Linked DNA regions of Homo sapiens: all the other regions are linked to region 2. Evidence: chromatin loops called from intact Hi-C (ENCODE). Cell type or tissue: B cell. All regions are shown on one strand. Links, peaks and the distances in the headings refer to the core of each region. The heading gives the core; the rest is flanking DNA.

The links. Peaks named below come from ENCODE experiments on the same cell type or tissue, not always from the same donor. Only the 100,000 strongest peaks of a DNase experiment are listed, where the experiment ranks them.
Region 1: it touches region 2 in a loop (1.9-fold over the local background); 3 of 110 quality-filtered maps call a loop at or near these places.
Region 3: a loop joins it to region 2, with 7 times the contacts of the local background. A loop is called at or near these places in 8 of 110 quality-filtered maps.

What each region holds. Positions count from the first base shown.
Region 1 is chr14:62,059,538-62,065,482 of GRCh38, forward strand. The region is part of intron 3 of SYT16 (synaptotagmin 16); the gene reads left to right. Among named protein-coding and RNA genes, the nearest start is that of LINC00644, 77 kb to the right of the region's middle. In B cell, for the core only: no CTCF peak of the experiment used is centred there; a DNase peak (open chromatin) is centred at 3,294; H3K4me3 peaks cover 657 bases.
Region 2 is chr14:62,114,212-62,120,156 of GRCh38, forward strand. It overlaps the pseudogene SERTAD4BP. Among named protein-coding and RNA genes, the nearest start is that of LINC00644, 23 kb to the right of the region's middle. In B cell, for the core only: a CTCF peak has its summit at 3,288; DNase peaks (open chromatin) are centred at 1,300 and 3,230; H3K4me3 peaks cover 1,759 bases; H3K27ac peaks cover 552 bases; H3K27me3 peaks cover 1,243 bases.
Region 3 is chr14:61,857,344-61,863,288 of GRCh38, forward strand. The region is part of intron 1 of SYT16 (synaptotagmin 16); the gene reads left to right. Among named protein-coding and RNA genes, the nearest start is that of SYT16, 48 kb to the left of the region's middle. In B cell, for the core only: CTCF peaks have their summits at 3,150 and 3,353; a DNase peak (open chromatin) is centred at 3,138; H3K27me3 peaks cover 225 bases.

The DNA of each region.
Region 1 (5,945 bases), core at 344-5,343, 55 kb before region 2:
TTTTCTGGTATGGTTAATGCTTTTGTATATCCTAAGGTCACAAAAGATTGCTCTGAAGTTTTTCCTTGGGTATTCTATAGTTTAAAGTTTTACAGTTAGATTTAGGATTAATTTATATATATGTAATTGATACATATATATAATTTATATATATGTATATATATACATATAATTTTTATATATGTATAGCTACATATATAAATTAATCAAAATCATATATATGTGTATATGTATACACATACACACACACACACACACACACACTCAATGTGAGATAGAAGGGTTGATGTTTCTTTTCACAAATAGATACCCATATGCTCAAGCATCAGTTTTTGAAAAGACTTTCATATTGAATTACGTTGGCACTGTTGTGAAAAAATAATAGACCATACTTGTGTGGCACTATTTCTGGACTCTGTATTCTGCTTCATTGATTTATTGATCTATCCTTTTGCCAATAGCAAGTTGTCTTGATTTAATGTAGCTATATAATAAGTCTTAAAATCAGATAGGTGGGTCCCCCTACTTTGCTCTTCTTAAAAATTATTTTGACTACTCTAGGTCCTTTATGTTTTCTTAAACACTTCAGAGTCTACTTGTCAAACTTGACAAAAAATATCTGTTTGGATTGCTTTAAATCATTACACTGGTTGAGGGAAATTAGCATCTTAACAATATTGAGTCCTCTATTTTCTCTCAGTAATGTTTTAATGCTTTTAGTGTGAGAGTTTTGAATGCCTTTTGTTAAATTTACTTCTAAGTATTAGTGCATTTTGATGCTCTTTCTAAATGGAATTTTTAAAAAATTTCATTTGTAATTTGTTAGTAGAATATAAAAATAGAATTGATTTTTATATAATGACCTTGCCAAATTCACTAAGTAGTTCTCACAGTTGATTTTAGCTATAGGGTTTTAGTAGATTCCCTACACTCCTTTTCTTTCATGATTGAGAAATATCCATAGGATGGTGAAATTTTTTTTTTTTTATCAGAAATTGACAATAAATTCTGTCAGCATTGTTTTCTGTATGTGTTGAGATGATTATTTGGTTTTTCTTTTTTATTGTGTTAATTTGGTGAATTGCATCAACTTTAGTATCTTAAACCAACCTTGCCTCTCTAGGGTAAACCTTATGTGGTCATAATATATAATCCTTTAAATACATTATTGGATTTCTTTTTTTAATATATTGCTGAGGATTTTTTATGACTATAATCATAAGAGATATTGGCATATGATTTTCTATACTTGTAATGTCTTTGTTAGAAGGAGTTTATATTAGGATTATGCTGGCCTCATAAAATGGGTTGAGAAATGTTCTTTCTTTCTCTTCTTTCTATAAGAGTTGTGTAGAGATTGGTACTATTTGATATTTATTGAACTCTATATCCCAAAACTGCAGAACACTCTTTTCAAGTGCATGTCATTATGATCAACTGTATGTCAAGGTACAGAGATAATAAAAGATACAGTATTGCATTGTGGGGTTGATAAACTGTGAAGTTAAATATGAGATGACAGTAACACAAAGGAGAGGGGAGGTAAATTATTTATGCTGTTGCAAAGTACAAATCATTGTAGAGTGGTATAATATTGTATAATGCAACGTGTAAATTTTGTAAATTGATATAACACTGGCTTAAAATAGACTGTGATTCACTTAGGACACAATCCCTAGAACAACCGTTGACAGAAGAAAATGAAAATAGGTATAGCCAAAGAACTTAATAGACAAATTAAAATTGAATTCTAAGCAAACAGGTTATTAACACATGCATAAAGTAGTAAGAGCAACTGAAGATGAAAAAACAGATGCAACAAATAGAAAACAAACAGCAAAATGACATACCTAAACCTAGCAATGTTCATACATTAAATGCAAATTAAATAAATATCTCACTTGAAAGTACAGATTGTCAAAATGAAGAAGAAAGCAAGACCCAACTGTATTATAGCTATAAGAAGCATACATTAAATATAAACACAGACGGGTTGAAAATGAAAGAATTAAAAAATATGAGTTATGCAAACTGTGAGCATAAGGAAGCTAGTGCAGTTACATTAATATCAGACAAAGTAGACTTCAAGACAAGGAGTATTAGGAAAAAGAAAGAAGTATGTTTTGTAGTGGTAAAGTGGTCAATTCATCAAGAAGACACAAAATTGTAAGTGTGTATGCACCTATTAAGGGCTTCAAAATACATGGAGGAAGACGTAACAAACTAAAAGGGGAAATAAAATTTCAAAATAAAAGTTAGAGATTTTAACACCTCTTTCTCAGTAGCTGCTAGAGCAATGAAAAAAAACAGCAAGTATATATATAATCTGTGTTCCCTTCTTTCAGAAATTGGATCTCCTCCAATTTCTGCCTGCTCTTGCTCACCATGCCTTCAAATAGTTGACTTAAAAAATGTTGTTGTGAATTTATAATTTTTTACTTGTAGAGGGGTTAGTTTGAATCACTCTGCCATTATCAGAACCGGAATTTTCAATATTGTAACTTGTTGCCTAGTATAGTGCTTTGTATGTTACTAATTGTAATGGAAGATTTTCTATTTGACTCACTCATATTTAACTATTACAAGTGCCATCGCTTTGTTCCTATGTGAAATGGAGTTGTCAAAACATCTCATACAAGGTTTGGGTGACAAAACAGATGTTTGCAGGAGGACCAGATGTTGATCTTTTTTCTGCCACTTACTAGCTATTTGATTGTACTGAAGTCTCTTAAGTAGCCTCAGCCTTAGTTTCTCTATTTGAGGGGGGGATGAGGGAGAATGAAGGAGTTTGTTTACATCAGTGTTTTTAAAACTTAATGTGTCAGAGTCTTCCTTCTCCCCCCAGCATAATCTTATGAAAATGTAAAGCATATTAAAACAAAATAGCCCTGATTGAAAAGGGTGCAGAGCCCAGCCTGTGCATTGCATCCCTTACACACCTCCACGTCTACGTTGGCATTGAAGCTCCTTTGGGGAACCTTAGACTTCCTCAGGGAATAGTCTGAAAAAAATCAAGACTGGGTAATTTATAAAACTCTTTTCCTAACTTGTTTGAGTCCGGGAATGGCCAGATTGTGCTTTTAGAAATGTGGCCGTTTTTCCTAGGGTCTAATGTGGGCAGTTGTCATCTTTGATCTCCCTTCTGCTTTTTTTTTTATCCTTATTTCTATCCTTATCCAACCAACACAGGCAGCCATTTGCTGTGGATATTGGAGAAATCTCGTATCTAAGGGATTTCCTGAAATTGCAGTTGAAAGTAGCACTCGGGTACTGCACCACTGAGCACAACCCACCCCTACCTGTCTCTACTTCCCGTCTGTACGATGTGAGCAATACTTGCCTCCACTGCATTGCTCCTATGTGGGTGGGAAGGAATTAATAGGCTTGGAGCTACTCTGATCATTTATAATTTTTTTCTCCATCTGTAAAGTAGCAGCAGACAGGCTCAAGAAATCCTCTCTTTGCATCGCCAGTTGGTAATTTTGTTTCCTTAAAAGAAGCAACAAAATGAGCAGGTGTTGGGCACTTCCCACTTCCAGGCAGTGTTGTTAGCTCCTACAGAGCACTCCACCTCCAGGCTTGGGAAAAAGGATTGTAAGGTAAGGTGGGAAGTACAACCCACACTATCAGCTTTATCTCCTCCTGCCTCAGCCCTTGTATTTTCCACCCTTCCACTACAACAACCCTAATGGTGAGTTCTCAAAGTCAGACCCTGGGAGAGGGCACATGCTTTCCTGTGCGTATAAATGCCAAGCTGGAGAAAAGGATTTCCACAAAGGGCAGTGACATGATGGGGGATGCTGATGAAGACGATGAATATAACAATAGTAGTTAAACATTTAAAAAGTATACCATATGCCAGACATATGCTAAGGCCTTTACGTGGCTTATCTCATTTAGTCTTCTCAACAATTTTAAGAGGTAAGGGATATCAAAATGAGGACACTGAAGTTTAGAGAGATTAAAGGAACTTGCTTAGGTCCCAGACTCGCAAATATAATATCCCAGTTTTAAACTCTGTCAGCTTGGCTTCACATTCTGCACTCTTAACCACTCTAGCCGTGGGTGATACTACTCCCAACAGCCAGTTTCTGTCATACTAAGACCCCACCATCCCGTCTCTTTGGAAGATAAAGATGGAATTTCCTCTGCCCCTCCTTCAACTAGAAAAAAAATGATTAAAAATTAGAGAGAGGAACACTCTGGCTTCATAGCAATAGGAACTTGATATTGATAGGTCATTTTTGGATACCTTTCTGCCTGTCAAAGTCATTAACTGCCTGCCAGTGCAAGAAGCCCACAGTAGCACCTTGGTTGTGTGTTAATAAAGGGATGAAGGTGCCGGAGTACATGTATCAGAAAGATTGCGGGAGAGTCAGCTTTCTCTTTGGTGGCAGATGTTTAGATGATATCTGAGATCTGTCTGAATTCTGTGATTGAGTGAAATGAACAGTCTTTCAGCTTCAAGGTGTATCCACATTTACGATAATTGTGTAACTTTTTTTCTGTCACATTAGCAAGTTAATTGGATGAAGAGGTAAAGATTTTAATAAAAATTTCTACTGTATTATTTCCTTGGTACTTAATGGGAAAGGGATTTGAACTTGGTATTTATATGATGCTTCAGAAAATACTATCTTATTGCTGAAATAAGTGTCACAACTTAGATGAGACCTTGTGATTTTCAAAGATTAAGTTAAATGAAACCCACATCAGCTATTTAGTTGGTAGCATAGATACATTGAAAGGCAAGTAGCTGGGATCTTGCAAATAGACAAGAGCCAAACTTTAAATTTGAAAAAAAAAAAAAAAAAAAAAAAAGAAAACACTGGGGAGAGATTGGAAAATGCTATGGAAAAACCATTGACTTGGAACATGGTAGACTTTAGATTGGTGCTTGTTTGGTGCGATGGTGGGCAAATCACTTCAGCTTTTTGGCTTTAGTTTTTCTGTGTGAAATAGAGGGAATAGATGCTCATGAAAATCTTTTCCAGCCCAATATATGTGATTTTATTTTTCTGGTGATAAAACACAGTTGCATCCATTTTGTCCAGAATTTAAGAAGTTTTTTCCATGGGGAAACAGATGGTAGAGGGAGCGTAATGGACTATTAATAACATGGACTTCGGAGCAAGACAGCTTGGGTTTGAATCTTGGCTCACTGCTTATAAACTGTTATGACTGTGGCAAGTTATTAACCTCATTGTGCCTTAGTTTCTTCATTCATAGCCTGGGGATAATAATAGTACCTACTTTCTTAGGTTATTGTGAGGGGTAAATAAGTTAACATATGTCAAGCAGTAGAACAATGCCTGGCATGTGATAAATGCTGCATAAAGGATTGCTTTTATTACTGTAACAGTGCCACTATTGACTTCTATTGCTGCTCAGTGGCCTTTGCAAGAGATCGCAAGTTTCATTTTTAGACTGAGAATTCCCTGAGGTCCTTGGGGAGTGAGGCTTAGAATAGCACGTGTGGATGTGTTTATAATCCCACAAGGAACAATAAGCCTGTATGCACTCACATCTACACTACTACTGCCCTTTTCACTGCTCTGCTCTACCTTTATCCATCACAAAGAAAGCACTCTTCACAGGTTTCAGGGTGGAAGCAGGAGAGCTCCCTGAACCTTACTGTGAGGAGTAAGCTAGATAGGGCTTCAGCTTCCTAATGCAATGAAATCTGATGATATGCAGAGTGGTTAGGGACATAGATGCTACGCTTAAGTCCCAACTTTGGTAATGTCTTAAATTTGTTGCCTTATGACAAGTTACTTAACTTTTCTCTGTCTTTTGTTTCTATCTATATAATCAGAATAGAATTCCTACTTCATGGAATGGGTAGATGCAAAGTCCCAAGAAGGTAGCTGGTATATATGTTTAGTATATGGGAAATGTTATAACTACTGTATGATTGTATATCAGGCAAGGAGAATTTTTGCTCT
Region 2 (5,945 bases), core at 609-5,608:
CTTCATAGTCTCCTTACAGTTTCTCTGGGGTTGCTCCAGAAAGATTCAGAAATATGGCTCAAGGGGAAGCTTGGGTGACATTTCACAGTGCTGATAAATTTTAATGTGCATTCCACTACATAATAAAACATCTGATTCTTTTCAGTAAACAGATAAGAAGTAGGAGACAGGATTGGCATTATATCTATGGTCATGTCGAGGAGGGACAAGATTGAGTGGTGAGAAGATTAGAATTTGGATAGATTCTAAGGTAGGTAGTATGGAATTTTAATATGTATTTTAAAATCCAAAATTGTTTAGTGAAAGATTCTAATCTTACAAGGAGAATTGCAGAATTTATCCAATTATATATGCAGACATAAATAACACAGTCGAGATTAAAATCATACCTGTTTTCTAATTCCAGTTATGCCATCAAGGAATCCTGTGATCTTGGATTACCTTGACCTTTCTTTCGTGTCTTCCAACATCTGTTATATCTTGAGGTAGTCCCAGAGGAGGAGGGGACTTGGCAATTATTTGTTGATTTAAACTGACAATAGTAAAGATTTCCTAGTCCATTCAGATAAAGTATAACACTAGACATACCATCCATACTGGTCAAATTACCTAGCTGCTCCCAAATACATTTTTTTCTCCATAAGATATAGCGTGTTGTTATGGAGGCTGCTTTTACCTGAGGTAGAGGAGTATTTTAAGGAAAAATGAAACCGTTCATCTCGGAGGTCTCACAACCACTTTAGAGGGTGTGGAAAGACAAGAATTAGGAAAATATATAAATGACTTTAGGTGAGTATTTCCCAATGCTATTAAAATGCAGGTAGTGACCTTTATAAGATGTTTTGAAAAGGAAAAAAAAAAGTCACTTTATAAACACAATGTCTCATTAAGGGAAGAAAACTATTTTCTGTATAACAGGCTTTCCCCCAGCTCCCTTCTTCTGCTTGAGTAACTGTAAAGACAGCAACTAGTGGCTGCCTTCAAGGTTAGTGTAAGTTCATGAACTGATAGCTACGTAGCTAAGGTGAAAACAGGGACCTCAAACCAGGCAGGGTGGATTCATCTATTCCCAGGCGTTCTTGGTTACCTTTGATGTACCAGGCACTGTGTGCTAGACAGTTGGGACACAGTGTTAACCAGGTGAACTAGCTTAAAATCTGGTGTAATGAATATTGTGAAATAGGATTGGTAGGGTGAATTGGGAACATAATTAGGGGGCTAATGTAGTCGGTGGGAGGCTGTCAGGGGAAGCTGCTATGAGGAAGTGGTATTTAAGCTGAGACGTGAAAGCTGAGTAGGAGTAAGCCAGGTAAAAGGGAGGCACATTAAGAAAGAAGAAACAGCATGTACAAAATACCTTAGGCAAGTGAGACCCTTCCCTATTCAAGGAAACTGAAAAAAGTCCAGCGTGACTGGACCTTAAAGAGCAAGGAGGAGAGTGTTTTGAGATGAGCTGGACAAGAAGACAAGGCTCATTGAGATATCAGCTGCATCTTGCCCTTATTCCAACGAAGAAGGAAGCAGCAGTGGTGTACTTCTGGCTAGGACCATCTCCTGGATGTGAAGTGTACCCGTCTCAAAGCCCCCTGTCATACCCGATAGCTGAAACTTTATCATCAGATCTTCAACCCACTGTGGCTTATTATTACTTCTTCAGACAGTTCGATTTTAGGTTACCAGCTTTTTAAATCTTAGGGCTAACAAACTGTTAGCTTTGCCACAGGCTTTCAGTAGGTGCTGAGAGAGCAAGCAGGGGGCCCTGAGAGTGGTGGGGCCGCTGGTGTAGCCCCTTCAGCCTCACAGAGTGCCAGCCACCAGAGGAATCAACATAACACTGCACAGCAGCCCTGCCCTGGCTCCAAAGACAGCAACTTTTCTTTCTAATTGATTCCCAGTCGTGTTCTCTTCCTTCCAGGCCCTGGCATGACTCTACAGGGAACCAGGGAAGTGATGTGTCTCTTCTTCAGTGCGATTCTCTCTCCGAAGATAGCTTTGGGTAACATTTCTCTAGTAGATTTTTCATCTTCCCTTCTTTAATTTGGCTTACTGGCTACCCAAATTGCCCACTTTGATGTTCTAATCATCCCCCATCCCCAAGAAAACAGCCCTATTTAACAACAACAACAAAAGCAATGTAAAACATGAAAACATAGCTTGAGATATGAGAAATTATGCAATCATTTGGGGAAATGTATACTAATGTGTACATGTACACTAAAGTGTACTAAAGTGCTAAATCATGCACACCTCTAGTCTCCTTTGTGAAAAATACCTTTGCTTTTGTGCATTTTCATGTTAAAGAAGTTTACATGTTGGCCTGAGGTTTTAAGTAGCTGTTGGACCAAAATGAGGACTTTCTAATTGTGTGAAGGACGTGTTTTAGAGCACAAGAACTTTTTTTTTTTTTTTTTTTTTTTTTTAAATCTGAGGCCCCCTGCCAGTAGGCAGCCACAGACAACGCCAAAAGGAATTAGACTCTGGGCTGATTTTTATGGATTAGTTAACATATCCCTCCTCAGAATCTATCAAGTGCTCAAACCTGCAGACACAAACACGAACACACTAGGGAGGAGAGTCCCAGAAGGCGGAAGATCCCGTACTGCTCATCCCCAAACGCCTCACCCCGGGTCACACCCACGAACTCATCCGGTTCTCCCTTCTCAGGGTCCTACTCCAAGGCGAAGAGTATCCCAGAGGAAGGGTCAGGGTCTTAAAAAAAAAACAAAAAAAAAAAACACTGAGCCAAACCCCGCTGCTTCCTCAGCCGCTGAAAGTGCCGCCCCACCCCTCTCCCCAAACCCGACCTCCGTAGGGGACACCGAGCCAAGGCCTGCAGCGAGTGACCTGCCCGGGGAGGCGCGGGACCGAGGCTCACCTACCCGGGCCCGCGAGTCTCGCCCAGCCCCAGCCTCCCAACCCACTCTGCCGGCCCCAACTTAGGCGAGCGCAGTCGGGACCCTTCTGTCGGGGCTCTTTGTTCGCCGCCCCTCGGCGTTCCAGCTCTCAACCTTGCTCCCAGCAGCCCCCGCCGGCGCACTCGACCTACAGGAAAGTTGCTCCCGAGCTGTGGAGGGGCGTCATCGCCTCCTAGCAACGCTCCTAGCAACCGGGTAACATCTGCTCCCTGTGGTCCAATGCGAGCTGAGAACAGCTGCGCGCCCGCCTAGCGCTGCGAACCCGGAGTGAGAGGCGCTTCAGAGACTGGAGGGACGGACCTGCAGGAGCCAGGGCTGCCCGCCGAGCTGCAGTTGCCGCTACTGCCGCTGTCAGCGCCCGACTGAAGAGTGACAGCCGCAAAAGCAGGAGTGAGCACCGAACCCCGCGCTTCTACCTAACAGGTGCATGCGCCGATCTGGTGAGTGGACCCAGCTCACAAGGTATGTCTGGATTCATCCAGCCAGGTGCCTTCCTCCGAGCTCAGAAGGGACTCCTTTCCTTGAGGGGGAGGATAGGGACGTGTTCCGGGATCCCACCCCGCCCCCAACCACTGAAGAGTAGCCAGCTGCTGGTCCCAAATGACCTGATTCGATTTTTTAAATGTAAACCTTAGGATTGGTTCTTGGGTGAAGAGTCCGCTGCTCTTCGCTATTAGGTTAGCGTTCGGAAGTTTTCAGTCCTTGTTTTCCCGTTGACTTCGCTGCCTATGTGCAGCTAGGCTGGAAGCAGCAATCGCTGATAGAAAGCCTGTGGTTAAAGCTCAAACGACATAGTGTAGTCTCGACTAATTGAATCAACACGTATGGATAGCAACATTCTTTTTAGGTCCTCCTCTGGAAAGGGTCCATTTGGCCAAGAGCACTGTTCACTGTTACTCAACCTCCTGAAAAGTAACCATAGTAACTCACCTCTCTTTTGATGGGATCCTCCTTATTGGCTGCCTATCTTCCTTTGGAAAGCGCATCTCTCTAAATTTAGAAGATGATGAGATCCGTAAGCATACATCCATGTAGAAAAGGTGCAGTTAAACATGGCCCTTTAAAGAAATGCTGTCTTCAAAGAAAAAGTAGCATTTGGCGATTTCAAATCTTGTGAGAAAGAATGTGCATTCCAAAGAAAGACGGGGTTCGTGTTTTGAGCTAACTGCTGGTTTGTTACTTTAGAGGGAATACTTCCTGAAATTATATAAAATCTGGCATTAAAACTTAAGAATGACTCTGATTTTTTTAAAAAAATATCAGCCTACTGATAATCTTCCAAAAATAATCTCCCAAGTAAATAACTGGTAAGATGAGTTATTCAGTTATTTCCAAATGTCTTAGGATAGTTAAGATTCCTTATGTTTAAACTTAAATCTGGACAACACTGAAGTGATTGTGTGTGTTTGAAGGTTTATCTATCTATCTAGTCCAGACCAACCCCATCTCAAATATCTTAGATAATATCCTCCTGCTGCAGGCTTTCTCCTGACTTGAGAACCAGTTCATGTCAGTGCAGTCCTGACTCGCCCGATGTTATTTGTGTCTGTCTCCTTGTTTCAAGATCTCAGGTAACCATTCATGAGCCTGAGGCTGTGAGAAATGCTCGCTGTGCAAAGGGGAACTCTCACCAGATTTTCTGAAACTGTTCTAGAAATACACTTTTCGGATTGATTCAGCATTACCAGGTAATTGCTAGCTTAAAAGAAATTACTGTTTAAATATGTATCCAGAGAAATGAATGCTAATGTAACATTACCATAACTTATAAGATCAATATAAGGGGTTGTTTATATAGATGGTTGCTGGGTAGAAGTCAATAGAGGTTTTCTGTAAAAAGGACATTTGTGGGCTGGCTGATTTTCCTCTCTAAGATCCGTGTGAATAGGGTGGGCCAAATTAGGTAGCCTGGCTCCGGAAACATGCCAAGCGGAAGCCTACTGAGCACACGAGTGCATGTCCGAATGAAGGAAGTGAGGAGAACTCTCCAAGTTGCAGAAAGAGATTATTGTGATGTTTCAAATTTAATTTGCATAAGGTCATGAGGATAGAAACTTATGAGGCTTCAACATTTTAAACTCAATTTTCAAGACTGAATACGTCTTAAATGAGTGTTCAACCCTCCAGCATTTGTAACTTTCACATGTACTGTGCCCTTCCTATAGGTAACCAGCCTAGCAAATTGCAATCAAATTTATAAGAATATACCATGCTGCATTTCATCCCATTTCTTTCCTCCCTTTATAAAAATAAATAATTGACAATTCTTATTCAGAAACCTATTTGAAAATTTATTCTGGTCTAGTGGTACAGATTTATGAATACCGTGAGACTTTAAGATTATTGATCTCTATAGTCACTTGTTTAAATATCTGTAGTTTAATAATTTTAAGGATTAAAGATTAGCATTTGAACTGTCAAAAATGTTGGTTTTGTTGGCCCTTAGCACCATCCATCCTTCTTCATTTATCATACTGACTGTATTTTATGGTGAGAAACAACCCAAAGAGACCAATAATATTTACCGTCATCTGCCATGAGATGTGTACAGAGTTCCATTCATGCTATCAATCTGAGGAAAGTTTGAGCAAAGCAGCCACAATTATTGGTTCATGTAGGTGAATTAGTTGTGTGATTAGTAATTTATACCACAGCCTGTCTCTTATGTCATGTGCATAAAAGTTGAAGATCATTCAGTGCCCTTTAATTTACGTGAATCAGTCTGCCCTTTCGTTGAGACTGCTGCCACAATCCAAAAGGGCAATGAAAGAGGTTCTTAAATTTTAATTTTGATTCTATCATAAATGTGTAATATGCAGACTATATCCTGTGCAACTTTGATAAACGGATCTGTTTGAAAAGTCATTCATCAGAAAATTTTATGGTATTTAGCTTCAAAAAATAAAAATAAATCAAATGGTATCATTATAATATCCACATTTAATCCTGGAGACATTGGTGGGTCCAAAGTTAGAGTGTGGAAGAAAATTCCACCAATTTTTATTTAAGGATCTAGTCACCCTCATCAAT
Region 3 (5,945 bases), core at 344-5,343, 260 kb before region 2:
GGTGGGTGCTTGTTAAGGAATGCTGTTAATGAGCACGGAACCAACTGCAGCTATGACTGAAATTAGAGGTGGGCCCAGGGAACATGACATGTACCATAGAAAGTGTCTACTTCGAAGATTGACAGTTGACTGCCAGAGTTTACAAAGTGAGTTTCCCTAGTGACCTTGAGAAAGCAATGTAATGGAGTGGTGGGGTAAGCCTGGCTGGAGTTGGTTAAGGAAGAGGGGCTGGAAAGAGCATATAGACAGTACTAAAGGAGAGTGCAGTCAAGAGGCTGGAGGGGAAGTGGGAGCAAGAGATTTTCTTCTTAAGATGGGAGAAATAATAGCATGTACAGTGATAGGAATAACTCAGTAGAAAGGGAAAAATCTCTGATGCAGGAGAGAAAGAATTGATGGAACAGTGTCTTTGAGTAGAAGAGAGGTTGGAATCCAGTGCATAAATGGAGGATTTGACCTAAGATGGGAACACAAGCAATTCATCTCTAATAAAAGGGAAGAAAGAGTATATGGAAGGAAAGTTTGGTCCCTTCTGATTGTCTGTCTGTCTGTCTGTCATTTTGACAGGGGGAAAAAACATTCAAAATTTATTTTCCAGCAGACAGCATCAGTGGATAAAACTACAGGGGTTTCTCTGTAGATCATACATTCACAAGACATTATCATCTCAACAGTGAGAAAGCCACTGTTGTGTTCTCCGTAACAGTATCCACTTCACAGTGTAAGCATGTACTATTGTGTTCACTTACAATTCCAGAAGGAAAGGCACAGCTTGGCAAAAAAAAAAAAAAAAAAAAAAAGAAAGAAAAAAAGAAAAAAAAAATTGGGGAATCCTAAAGTCAAGGTGCAATAACTAAGAGACAAAACTTGGCAAACAGTCTTAGGTCCACATTTCAATCAGGGCCTTCCGCATACAGGGGAAAGACTTTTCCACCCAGAAGTTAGGATCTTTCTTTCTCCTTTCCCGTTAAGCCATTAGAGGAACAATAATTCATATGCTCAATGTTATTACATGTACAAAAGGAGATTATAAAAAAATGGAATAAAAAGATCATCTTGAACATTCAGTTCTTCCCACCAATACATCAACTCTTAAGTTTAAGACAGGGCCTGGGAATACTTCAGTGGTCTTAAAATAGGAAAGCAGAGACTATGACTACAACAAATAAAAAATAAATGAGGTAGATAAAATAAAGCTTTCACACCCAGGATTTGCCTGTTCCAACTTCCTAGGCTTCATGAAATACCCAGGAAAAAAAATCTTCATAATTACTTGGCATAAGTCGCACCAAGGAAATTAAACAAAAAAATTAGTACGTGAACTTGTGATAGGAAACGTGTCCTTCCATAAGTTTCTTCTCAAGAATGAAAAACTAGTTTTTCAATAGAGTAGGCACTGATACAGGGGTTAAGAAGAAATCACTTAGGCAGATAGTAAGGTTATGGGAGTCCTCGGTAAGGCTTTTTAATGAAAAGCAGCCCCAAATCATTTTCTTTTTTCTTTTCTTTTCTTTTCTTTTTTTTTTTTTGAGACGGAGTCTCACTCTGTTGCCCAGGCTGGAGTGCGGCTGTGCGATCTCGGCTCACTGCAACCTCCGCCTCCTGGGTTCACGCCATTCTCCTGCCTCAGCCTCCCGAGTAGCTGGGACTACAGGCGCCCACCACTACGCCCGGCTAATTTTTTTTTTTGTATTTTTAGTAGAGACGGGGTTTCACCATGTTAGCCAGGATGGTCTTGATCTCCTGACCTCATGATTCGCCCGCCTCGGCCTCCCAAAGTGTTGGGATTACAGGCGTGAGCCACCGCGCCCGGCCAGCCCCAAATCATTTTCTAACAAAGAGCAGCCTGTAAAGTCGAGCTGCAGACGTAGACAGCCAACCTGGGAGCTTGCGCTAGTGAATGCTGGCGGGAACTAGGGACTAGACATGTTGGCTCCATCTTCCTTTAGGTGCCAGCCATGTGTACAGTAAAGAGCGACAAGATGGCGGCCAGACACGGAGAGTTCATTAGCATAATAAGATTAGGGTGGGGTGACCGGATTTGGGCGTGCTATGTAAACTTCACATTTGATTAAACCAATCTGTGAGCCCTACCTACCTAAATCAGACACCACCTCCTCAAGCTTTACTATACAATCCGGCACATCCACAGCCAGCCCATCTTTTCCGCTCGGAAAACCCCTCTCTCTCTCGACAGAGAGAGCTGTTTCTCTTCTTCTGCCTATTAAACCTTTACTCCTAAAGGTTTAGGACACAGACACAAACTCCTTGTGTCTGTGTCCTAAATTTTCCAATGCCAAATGGTGAGCCCCTGGATATATACCCCAGACAATGTAGCCTCCTCAGCACTGGAAAACCAAATTAAGTCACCTGAGATTCCTAGCTCAAGTGCTCACAGGAAGATGAAGGCATCTGGGAAGTGTGGGGAGGACATTGGCACACTTGGGGCTCCAAGCGAACTATATTATAATAAGCAGCAACACATTGACTCCCTAAAGACTAACATAAATCCATTTGAAGGCATCTTAAGGTTCTAAGGTTGAAATAATTTTATAATTCTTTGTTTGGAAAAGTACATTCAAAAGAAAACAAAAAGATGTGGATAAGGTCGGGGACATATAAAACAAGTCCCTAAATAGATGACAGACCTTGTCCATATACCCACATACAGTTGCCACAGAAATAAACAGTACCCTTCTCCTCAATTAGGCTCAATAGTTGTCTTTTCCACTGTGGTTCAGTACGTTTTAATGGTTCCACCTTGAAATAGGTAACAATCTTTGGAAAAAGTCACTCTAGGTTGCACAAAGGTTTTATGTTTACAGTTTGGTACAAGTAACAAAGCTACTTTGAAAGAACTGCTTCTTTCCAAACAACAACAACAACAACAACAAACCATTCTAGCCTGTATTTGTTTGGGTGTGATTTATTTTTAGTTTTCATTTTTTGCAAAGCAGCACAGAAGCAATTATAGGAGTGTAGTAATAACCTTTGTAAACATCATTTGCATATCAGTAAGAACTGATTGTCTTTCATTCCTTTTTAGTGAAAGAGGAAGCAAGATGATCAACTCAGAGTGAATAAGGTGGGGAGGTGCTGGCAATTTGAGATTTGTCATCTAGGACTGCAGTGCACAAAGTGGCCAGTTGGGGAGCCCTTGGTTACTGACTTGCCAGGAGATGAGTACAGAAAGTGAGAGCAAGCTTTTAGAAACTGTTATAGCACTTGACATTGCTGTAACATTTTTATTGTATTTTTAAAAAGTATTGGTCTATAATAGATTGGAAATAAAAACATCTAGTCCTCACAGCAGATAGTTTAAGAGGCACTGGGCCAAGAGAATGGGAGAAAATGGAGTAGGGAAAAGTAGAAAGATTGCTGCACTACATTGAGGATCCACCTGAGGCTTGAGGCCATGAATTTCATGTGAGGCCATTCGATTCAAGAGTGTTTTTCTCCAGCCTTGTTTAGCTATGTTGATACAGGCAGTGTTGGATTTTACCAGGGTGTGGTTTTGCTAAGTGGGCCTAATGCAGTGGGAAGATGCAAGTGTTGAGGAAGTATTCAAGTGAGGTGTACGGAGACTGACCATGGCATTTTAAGCTGGGGGAAGAAGAAAGCAATCGGAGGAGGGTGAGAGGCAGTGACGAAAGTGGTAGGATGGATGGAATCTAGGACCAGGAAGAATCAAGTTGGCTGGAGTTGGAATGTAGGACCAGCAAGGAGTGAACTAGAAGTATGGAAGGTGGTGATCAGAGAGTGGGATTTCTGATAATGAGATTCATCACAATACTGCTCACCAACTGGGAGGGAATCTGAATTAATTATTTTGTATATATCCAGTGGACTATTTTGTAGCCATTAGAGCTCATGTTGTCATTCTATTTCTTTATGGGCACAGAAATGTTCAGGATATCTTAAGTGAAAAAAGCTTACCAATTTGCAAAATTAAGTGGCAAAATTTACTAATTTTTTTTGGTAAAAATATAAACATTTTAATGCACAGAAGTCTTAACTGTGGTAGTATCTGGATGGTTGAATCACAGATGCCTTTTACTTTCTTTCGGATAATCTCCTTTTTGTTTTCGAGACAGGGTCTCCCTCTGTTGCCCAGGCTGGAGTGCAGTGCAAACATGACTCACTACAGCCTTGATCTCTTGGGCTCAGGCTCTTGCTTCAGCCCCCCACGTAGCTGGGACCACAGGCACGTGCCACCATGCCTGGCTTATTTTTATATTTTTTGTAGAAAGGGGGTTTTGGCATGTTGCCCAGGCTGGTCTCGAATTCCTGGGCTCAAGCAATCTGCCCACATTGGCCTCCCAACGTGCTGGGATTACAGGTATGGGCCACCATGCCCAGCCTGTTTGATAGAATTCTTACATAGGCATATTTTAGAGATACTGGGGATTCAGTTCCAGCCTATTGCAATAAAGCAAGTATCTCAATAAAGTGAGTCACACAAATGTTTTGGTTTCCTAGTGCATATAAAAGTTACGTTTACACCATGCTATAGTTTATTAAGTATACAATAGCATCATATCCAAAAAAATACCTACCTTAATGAAATATACTTTATTGCTAAAAAAATACTGGCACAGAGTCACAAAGTGAGCACATACTTTGGAAAAATAGTGCTGACAGACTTGCTTGATGTAGGGTTGCTACAAACTTTCAATTTGTAAAAAAAACACACACAATATCTGCAAATCACAATAAAATGAAGCGCAATAAAGTGAGTTATGTGTGCTTTATTGTTATATTCTTATAGCTTTATGAAAGTATAATTTGCATGCAAAAATTCACCAGTTTTAAGTGTACCATCCTATAACTTTTGACAAGTGTGTAGTTTTGAAACTACCACCACATTCATCTTGTAGAACATTTCTCTCATGCCAAAAAATTTCCCTTGTCGCCCATTGCAGTCAGTCTCCTCTCCCACCTCCCGGACCCTGGAAACCAGTGATCTGCTTTCCATCATGATAGTTTTGTCTTCTCTAAAATTTTATATAGATGGGATCATATCATATGTCATCCTTTGTGTCTGGCTTCTTTCACTTAACATAATGCTTTGGAGATTCATCATTGTTCTTGTGTGCATCAATGTTTATTCCCTTTTAAAAAGTAGACATATTTTAGAGTAGTTTTAGGTTCACACTAAAATTGAAGGGGAGGTGCAGGGATTTCCCACCCATGCCCTGCCCCTACACATGCACAGCCTTCTTCACTATCAGCATCTCCCACTAGACTGATACATTTGTTAACACTGAGGAACCTACCCTGGCATATCATCATCATCCAGAGTCCATTAAGGTTCACTCTTGGTGTTGTACATTCTCTGAGTTTGGACAAATGTATAGTGACATGTATTCATTATAGTATCATACAGAGTAGTTTCACTGCCCTAAACATTTTCTGTGCTCTGTCCATTCGTCCTTCTACCCTTTCTAACCCCTGGCAATTACTGATATTTTTACTGTCTCCACAGTTTTTGTCTTTTCCATAATGTCATATGGTTGGAATCATACAGGATATAACCTTTTCAGATTGACTTCTTTCACTTTGTAATATGCATTTAAATTTCCTCCATGGCTTGTCATGGGTTGATAGCTTATTTCTTTTTAGCACCGAATAATGTTCTATTGTCTAGATTCACCACAGTTTGTTTATCCATTTACCTATTGAGGGACATCTTGGTTGCTTCCAAGTTTTGGCAATTATGAGTAAAGCTGCTATAAACATTCATGTGCAGTTTTTTGTGTGGACATATATTTTCACGTCCTTTGGGTAAATCCTAAGGAGAATGACTGCTGGATCATATGGTAAAAGTGTGTTTAGTTTGTTAAGAAACTTCCAAACCGTCTTCCAAAGTGGTTGTACCATTTTGCATTCCCACCAGCAGTGAATGAGAGTTCCTGTTGTTCCGCAACCTCTCCAGCATTTGGTGT